Regions from separate parts of the Mus musculus genome. Here all the other regions are linked to region 2. The links are chromatin loops, found by intact Hi-C in ENCODE. Cell type or tissue: left cerebral cortex. All regions are shown on one strand.

Region 1 (2,500 bases), 330 kb after region 2:
CCCTGGCATACAGTGTAGGCGCTTGAACCCTTTGAGCATCAATCATCCTGAAGTTCCCAAGCCCGTTTTCTCTCATACCGCTTAATAATTTCTCCTTCGCTCTTCTCAAGCCCCCGTCTCCTTTTTCTCAGCTTACTCTTTAAACCGATGATCGTTCCAATTCACTGGAGCAGAAGGCATCGATAAATGATTTCACAAGTCTCCCACCAAATCTGCCTTGTTCCCTGCATCAGTGCCCTTAGATTCTGCCTTCCATCTAATTCCAGAGGGCAGAGTGGCCCTGCTGCAGAGAAGACCCATGCTTTTGTTTATGTGCTAGTCACATCCTCTCTCAACCACTGAGATTCAGTATCCCAACATCCCCCCACCCCACCCCACCCACAAACTTAGCAAAGCCAAGATAAAGAGAGGGATGCCGCAGAAAGGATCGGGAAGGGAAAAAGAAAACGCTTGTTTCCTTACACAGCCAATCTGGTGAAGGGGACTCGCTGTGCCTGGACTGAGGCTACTTCTGTGATGATGAGCAAAGAACGTTTTAAAAGAACTCTCTGTAAATAAGTAAGTCCCCATCGGAAGCAGCCCCTCACAGGTCTGCACAAGTAGGTTAGGGATTGGGAGTTTCAGGGAAAAGAAAACATGCAAAAATTGTTCTCTCTCTCTCTCCCTCTCTTTCTCTCTCTCTCTGTGTATGTGTGTGTGTGTGTGTGTGTGTGTTTGCTCGTATATGTACATATGCGTACGTTGCTGTTTTGTTTTACTTTTTGAGACTGTATCTCTCATCAGCCTGGAATTCACTGATTGGTTATACTGAGTGGCCAGCAAAACCCAAGGATCCCGCTGTCTTTGACCCCCACCTCACACGGAGGCTGAGAATACAGAAGGGTGCCACCGTCCCTGGGTCTTCCTGTTTGCAGAGCAAGCATTTTATGGACTGAGACTTTCTCTCAACCCCTCAAGTTGTTTTCCTTGGTTCCTTTGTTTCGAACGCTCCAGGCTCCAGCACTGAGCCTGGACCATCAGCTGCATCAGGCTCTTTCCCCTTTTTCTCATTGCTGCGACCCAATGCCTGGCACAGGCAAATCAAAGGGAGGAAAGATTTATTCTGTTCCTGGTTTCAGAGGATTTGTCAGTCCTTAGCTACTTGGCCTCAATGTGACTGGACAGGACACCACCCGCTGTAGTGGGAGCTTTTAGTGAAAGAACTTCTTTACCTCTGTGATGACAGGAAATGGAGAAAGAAAGCAGGGGAGGACCCTTTACAAAGGACATGCTCCCACCACACAGTCATCTGCTTCTTCCAACTCGTCCCCATCTAGAGACCAGGTTTTCAAAACATGAACCTTGGAGGGGGAGGGGGAGGAGCGGGAATGTGGGAACACTTTCATATTCAAACTATGGCGTTAGGCCATACATTTGCACCACAATTTTGTGGAAACCTGGCAACTTCACTGACCATGAGCCTTTGGCCATGAGAAAATGGGATGCAGGGACTTTAGTTTACAATTGGCTGACCCGGGCTCTTGACCTCATTTACACAGAGGAAACCTGGGCTTTTGTCCAACCCAGTACCAAAGAACTTTACTGTGAGGGTGTTGAATTTGGTTTCCGTTTTTTCATTTCTAGACACAGTTGGAGCTGATTCTAAAGTGTTTTTTAGGAAGTCGGTTAAAACAGCGAAACGCGTAGCTGCAACTCTTTTATGAAATTTCATCTTTTGTTTTGACCTCGCTTGTGCTTAGATACCGGAACTTGTGTGATGTGGCTGCGGGGTGTGGGGGTGGCTTAAGTCGTTGCAACGCCCACCACAAGTCAGGAAACTCTCGGGAGTCAAAGGTTCATTTCCTACTTTATTAAGCCAAGGACTGCCGTTGAGTGTGTGACTGGGATAATATGACTCAGGTTAGGAACTGAGCCTATGGAATGTGTTTCCTGGCCAAGAGAACTAGATTTCAATTGCCACCAGAGTTGAGTACAAAATGCTCTCTTTTGCCTTCATTGGCGCTATGACTTTTAGACTCACTGGGACGGTGAGACTGAATTTAAACATGGTAGCATGAATCCGGGTTGTGAAGAATTAAGAGAGCCTTTGGGAAGTATTACGTTGCAGTCTCAGCTCTGCGCATGCTCTGTGGCTGACCTTGGTCATCACACTTCAGCGGGTAGGCTTGGAAGAGAGACGGTTGCTGCCTCGCACCCAGTACCAAGCTTTAAAAAAGAAAGAAAACTCATTAGACAGTGGCTCACTGGATTTACTAACATGACCCCCTCGTCTGTGGATTCCTTCGTTTATCTAGGTCTTTGTGTCTTAGGGGATACCCTTTCAGAGAGGCACCTCCGAGGGCAGCACATTACAGCAGTAATTAAAACACATAAAACACAGCAAAGCAGCTCCTGAAGAAATAGCACAGATTGTGTCTTGAAATACTGCTGAGCTACGTCTTGAAATCCTACAGCTGAAAGCGTTTGGTAAAGGCACTCACCTCATCAGAGCACATGTGTA
Region 2 (2,500 bases):
GGCTCTGAGTCTGTCTATTTTCTCAGCCCGTCTGCAGTGTTCCCCAACGCTCACAATGCAGTGTGTGAGCTCTGCACTCGGGGATCTGACCTGCAGTGACTTTGGCTGGGTAGTTTTGTTGCCAGTCTTTCCAATAGAAAACAGACATGTGCTTCTTCCCGATGCTCTTAGAGCTCTCTAACACTGAATCCTGCCCAGACTTAAGGAAGGATGATACCTTACCAGAAAGAAGACAGAAATGCATAAGGTGCATTAAACAGGGACAAGGAGGGACCACACAGACCCTTTGTGGGGTTTGAGTCAGGATGGTGACCTGACTGACAGTAAGGAATATGGAGCAGCTTGGATAGCTTAGCTTTCATCAAATCTGCTGCCAGAAAAGGAGACTGGGTCTCAAGAAAGTCCTGGATGTAGGTGCTAGACAGCAATTGCTCACTTTGTATCTCTGTGCATCTCTTTGTGTCTGCTCATGGGCTCTCTCTCTCTCTCTCTCTCTCTCTCTGTGTGTGTGTGTGTGTGTCCAGTAAAAAGGAAAGCAACTGTTAAAGAGATTGTACTGTTTCTCAGCAGAAAAAAAGACCAATCATAAAAATGTCATTTCAATCCTAGTGCTTAGTATCCAGGAGGAGAGTTGAGTGGGTGGTTGGGCCATATGCCCATTTTGATTTGACAAGTCTGACCTCTGGTGTGGGGAACTCTCTGGGGACGACATTGGCAGTCCTCAGATAATCTGTCATCTACTGACTGGCATGACATGTTTGATGTGGAAAGTTATAGTGTTGCCAAATAGTTATAGACAGCGATTATGACCAGAAAGATTTCTCCAATCCTTCCTTTTCCTTACACAAAATTGGCAGCTTATTTAACTTTATCGTGGTGTCTTCAGCTGGGAAATAAGAGAACCCACAATGTTGGTAAGATAAAAAAGAGTGAATACTTGTAAAGCTGAGAACGGGATGCCCGCCATGTAACTAATAAATATTAGTTTGAGATAGTTGAGATAATTATTAAATGGCACAGATTTCATCTTAAGGTCTGGATTTGCTTGGCTCTGACTCTGCTGTAGGTTGGAGGTCTGAAATTGTCTGCTAGTAATTCTGTTATCATCCCACCACCCCACCTCGGCTCAGGTTCTCAGCCAACAATCTTGTCTCCAAGCAGCTACAAGTCTGCCTGTGTTAGTAACGTTTCTGTTGCTGGAACCAAAATACACCCTCAAAACTAACTTCATGGAGAGAAGGCTCTTTTGGCTCCCAATTCCAGGGATATATAGTCTATTGCGGTGGGGAAGGCAGGGTAGTGATCAGGGAAGACATGGGGCAGGCTGTTCACTTTATGCCAGCATCTACTGAACAAGAGGTGGAGCTGGCATGTAAAGTCTCACAGCCTGTCCCCAACCCCACACACACCTCAGCAAGGTTCCACCTTCTAAAGGTTCTACAACCTTCCAAACATCACCACTAAGTATGGACCAAGGGTTGAAATATCTGCGCCTATGTGGGGCTATGTACATTTAAATTACTTCTGCCGCTCACAGGCCCATGGCCAAGTCTTGATGCAAAACATATCCCACCCAACTTTGCAAGTTCCTTCTGGTCTTTAATAGTCTCAACAATATTAAAAAAAAAAAATCCAAAGTCTAAAGTCTTTTTAGAAACTTGAGGCAATCTCCTAATTGTGACTCTCTATAAATAAACATTTTTAAAGTATATGCTTCTGACATACAAGGGTGCAGCGTATACACTCATATTTGAAAAAAGGAGAAATGGAGCATAATAAAGAATGAGTGATCTGAAGAAAGATGGCACCCAGAATGGAGGAAAAAGACCCTGTACCTCCATGCCTGGCATTTGGGACTCATGGTGGAATCATCTCAGTCCAAATAGCTTAGGTAGCTTTGCTACCAGCTCTGCTCTGTAGCACGCATAACCTCTCTCATAGGATAGGTTCACTCTGAGTGCAGTTTTTGTCTATGGACATCCTGCTGGCTCTGGGCTGGAAGATTGGGTGTTCAAGGCCTGCTTCAACGTTATAGTGAGATCTTCCAGTTTCTCAAGTGGCCTCAGTTTCTTATGGTAGCATCTTTGCAGGTACTTTGACCCTGTCACATATTTCTTGACCTTAGTAGCTCTCTATATCCTTGGTACAATGTAAGAAGACCCAAAGACCCCTTCAATCTTGTATCTTTCATGTCTGTTGACTTGAGGGCATTGGGAGTCTGAAGTGATCAGGGAAATGTTAGATTCCAAATAAATGGAATGTTTGTTAGATTTCATGACAAAGGGACAACTCCTTGCCCTTCCCCTGACTCTGAACCTACATGTTTAGGTCAACAGCATAAGACTGGGAACATGAATTAGGACTGGGCTATAAAGGCTCAAGATCTACCCCCTATTTCTACTTCCTGCAGTAAGGTTCCACTTCCTAAATGTTCTACAACCTTCCCAAACAGTGCCACTAACTGGGGACCAGGTGTTCAAACACATAACCCCATACCAGA
Region 3 (2,500 bases), 97 kb after region 2:
GGTGGTACCGTGCGTGGTGGGGTAGTACTGTGCGTGGAGGGGTGGTACTATGAGTAGAGGTGTGGTACCATGCATGGAGGGGTGGTACTATGCATGGAGAGGTGGCACTGTGCGTAGAGGGGTGGTACTATGAGTAGAGGTGTGGTACCATGCATGGAGGGGTGGTACTATGCGTGGAGAGGTGGCACTGTGCGTAGAGGGGTGGTACCGTGCGTGGTGGGGTAGTAGTGTGCGTGGAGGGGTGGTACTATGAGTGGAGGTGTGGTACCATGCGTGGAGGGGTGGTACTATGCGTGGAGAGGTGGCACTGTGCGTAGAGGGATGGTACCGTGCGTGGTGGGGTAGTACTGTGCGTGGTGGGGTGGTACTGTGTGTGGAGGGGTGGTATCGTGCATGGTGGGGTTGTATCTGAGCTGAGTCAGTCCCCAGCTTGCATGGTGGAGGACTAACCACAGCTTAGTGCCTTAAATTCTTGGAACTTATATTGTGCATCCTTGAATATGCCTGTCAAAACAAGACAAAATCAAACAAAAAGTATTTTCTATTTCTCCCCAGAGCTGTTGACAGATCAAATAAGATGCTTTGTAAAAGATTACTTATAAATTGCTAAGTTTTCTATAATAATATCTATAATAAAACTTAACAACAATCAACTCTTCTTGGGCGTTTAACTGGCTCTTCAGATACCCCTCCTATAGCACTTTAATTATTTGTGACTGCACATAAAATTGCCAGAAGTTTGTTCTCAATAAAGTAGCCACCATAAAGAATCTGCTTTCTCTCCTTCGCCTCTTGCCACTGTCCACTTCCGCAGTGTAGATGTTCAAAGGAAGGAAAGAAAGAATTAGAGCCATTCCCCGTGGAAGCTCTGCGTTTACATACCTGTTTTACACTCCAAGATTCTGAACTCATAGCAATTGCTGGGTGTGTGGGTACTGCCCTGCTGTTCCATCTATTAATTGCTTGTGGCCATAGCGGTATCTATGCTGGTCTCTGGTGCTATCTAGATCATGGATGCTTTAATAGACTAATCAGCTGTGGCCACTTACGCCTTTTATCCCCCACCTGCTAATGTTTTCCCACCCATCCTACACTGCCCATATATTATAAAGCCCCATTCAGATCCCCGTGTTTGGGTTGGCCTCTCGCTATTGTTTAAATCAGCTTCACTACTCTTCTCATTAAAGATGCTTTTCCTTTGTAATTTGACTGCCAGTCCACACCCTGAGTCATTGTCTGCAGTTCAGCCCATGGGGTGTGCGTCTACCATCCTCACCAGAGCCGGTGATGAGGCACAAAATATAGCTTCTCATCTTGAGCTCTTCAATGTGGGATTTCTCTCTGAAACAAATTCTCTGACTTGGAAACATGATTATTAATATTATTAATCGTGATTAATAACATTCATATAACATTAAAATACGATTATCGTTTCCATATCACACTCAGATGGAAGCACTAGAGAAATGTGCACATGTGAATATTCATCTTTTCGGTTACTAACACTTTGAGGAAGAGTTGTCCAAAATGAGAGGCATTTCCATACACTGCATTTGCAAGTCAAATTTTTCTCTTAACATTTAAGTAGTAGAAAAACAAGATTTAGAAGAGCCACTTTCATCCTTTAAAGTTTACCACGGTGTAACTGTTTCAAAGGCACATGAACTGTTTTACCTTTGATCGCAATGATAATCTGAAGACCCTTTCTATTTGGGGTTACTATGGTTACGCTGCACGGGTGATGTGGGAGCTGCACTGCTGTTTTGATAAAAATAGGTATTAACTACCAGCCACGGTGCTTCTCATTTCATAGGACCTCTTGCAGAAAACGCAGCCGCATATTTAAAGGGGGACATGCGGGGTGCGCGGAAGCGTCTCCAAGGCAGCATGATGGAACATCTGCATAAATAATGGTGATTGGTCATGTGTATAAAAATATTTTTAATTAAATTCCTTCTAATTAAACAGGGCATCTTGCTGAATCCCTTTCTGTTATTTGCACCAAGCTTAGTCGTGAGGAAGATGGCTGATTAGCAGACCCAAGAACCTATAATTAAAAGCAGAACTGTTATTTTTGGAGAAAAGCTTCTTCAATAGGGGTGACTTAATTGGGCTGTCTCTCATAATTTTTCATTTGTCACTGAACTCCTCACTTAAGTCTTCATTTTTTTTTAACATGGGAAAAATGATTACTAACTTGGCGTAATTCACAGTTTTTATTTTTGATTTGTGTTTTCCTTTGGTCTCTTTGATCATGCTCTCTGGTCACTGTTGTGTGTCACTATTTGATGGTGGTCTTCAGTTATTTGTTTTGTCAGGGAGGCTGTCATCCTTTTGTATATCATATTATATATTGATTTTTTTTTTTTGTCATCTCTGGCCCTCCATACCTCTGTATTTCCAAGTGTCAAGTAGCCAGACACTCAACTGCTCATCTTTGGTTTAGTATCCTACCTTGTGAATTCAAAAGAAAACTAAACAACATTCTATTCACCAAAAT

Evidence for each region. A loop is a pair of places that touch in the nucleus more often than their neighbours do. Peaks named below come from ENCODE experiments on the same cell type or tissue, not always from the same donor. Only the 100,000 strongest peaks of a DNase experiment are listed, where the experiment ranks them.
Region 1: it touches region 2 in a loop (2.8-fold over the local background); 5 of 42 quality-filtered maps call a loop at or near these places.
Region 3: it touches region 2 in a loop (5-fold over the local background); 3 of 42 quality-filtered maps call a loop at or near these places.

What each region holds. Positions count from the first base shown.
Region 1 is chr9:95,071,060-95,073,559 of GRCm38, forward strand. All of the region lies in intron 12 of Slc9a9 (solute carrier family 9 (sodium/hydrogen exchanger), member 9), which reads left to right. Among named protein-coding and RNA genes, the nearest start is that of Gm32018, 240 kb to the right of the region's middle. In left cerebral cortex, no CTCF peak of the experiment used is centred here; a DNase peak (open chromatin) is centred at 1,564.
Region 2 is chr9:94,740,353-94,742,852 of GRCm38, forward strand. The region is part of intron 4 of Slc9a9 (solute carrier family 9 (sodium/hydrogen exchanger), member 9); the gene reads left to right. Among named protein-coding and RNA genes, the nearest start is that of Mir7656, 10 kb to the right of the region's middle. In left cerebral cortex, no CTCF peak of the experiment used is centred here; a DNase peak (open chromatin) is centred at 1,139; H3K27ac peaks cover 386 bases.
Region 3 is chr9:94,837,602-94,840,101 of GRCm38, forward strand. All of the region lies in intron 5 of Slc9a9 (solute carrier family 9 (sodium/hydrogen exchanger), member 9), which reads left to right. Among named protein-coding and RNA genes, the nearest start is that of Mir7656, 87 kb to the left of the region's middle. In left cerebral cortex, no CTCF peak of the experiment used is centred here; DNase peaks (open chromatin) are centred at 1,283, 1,557 and 1,735; H3K4me3 peaks cover 477 bases.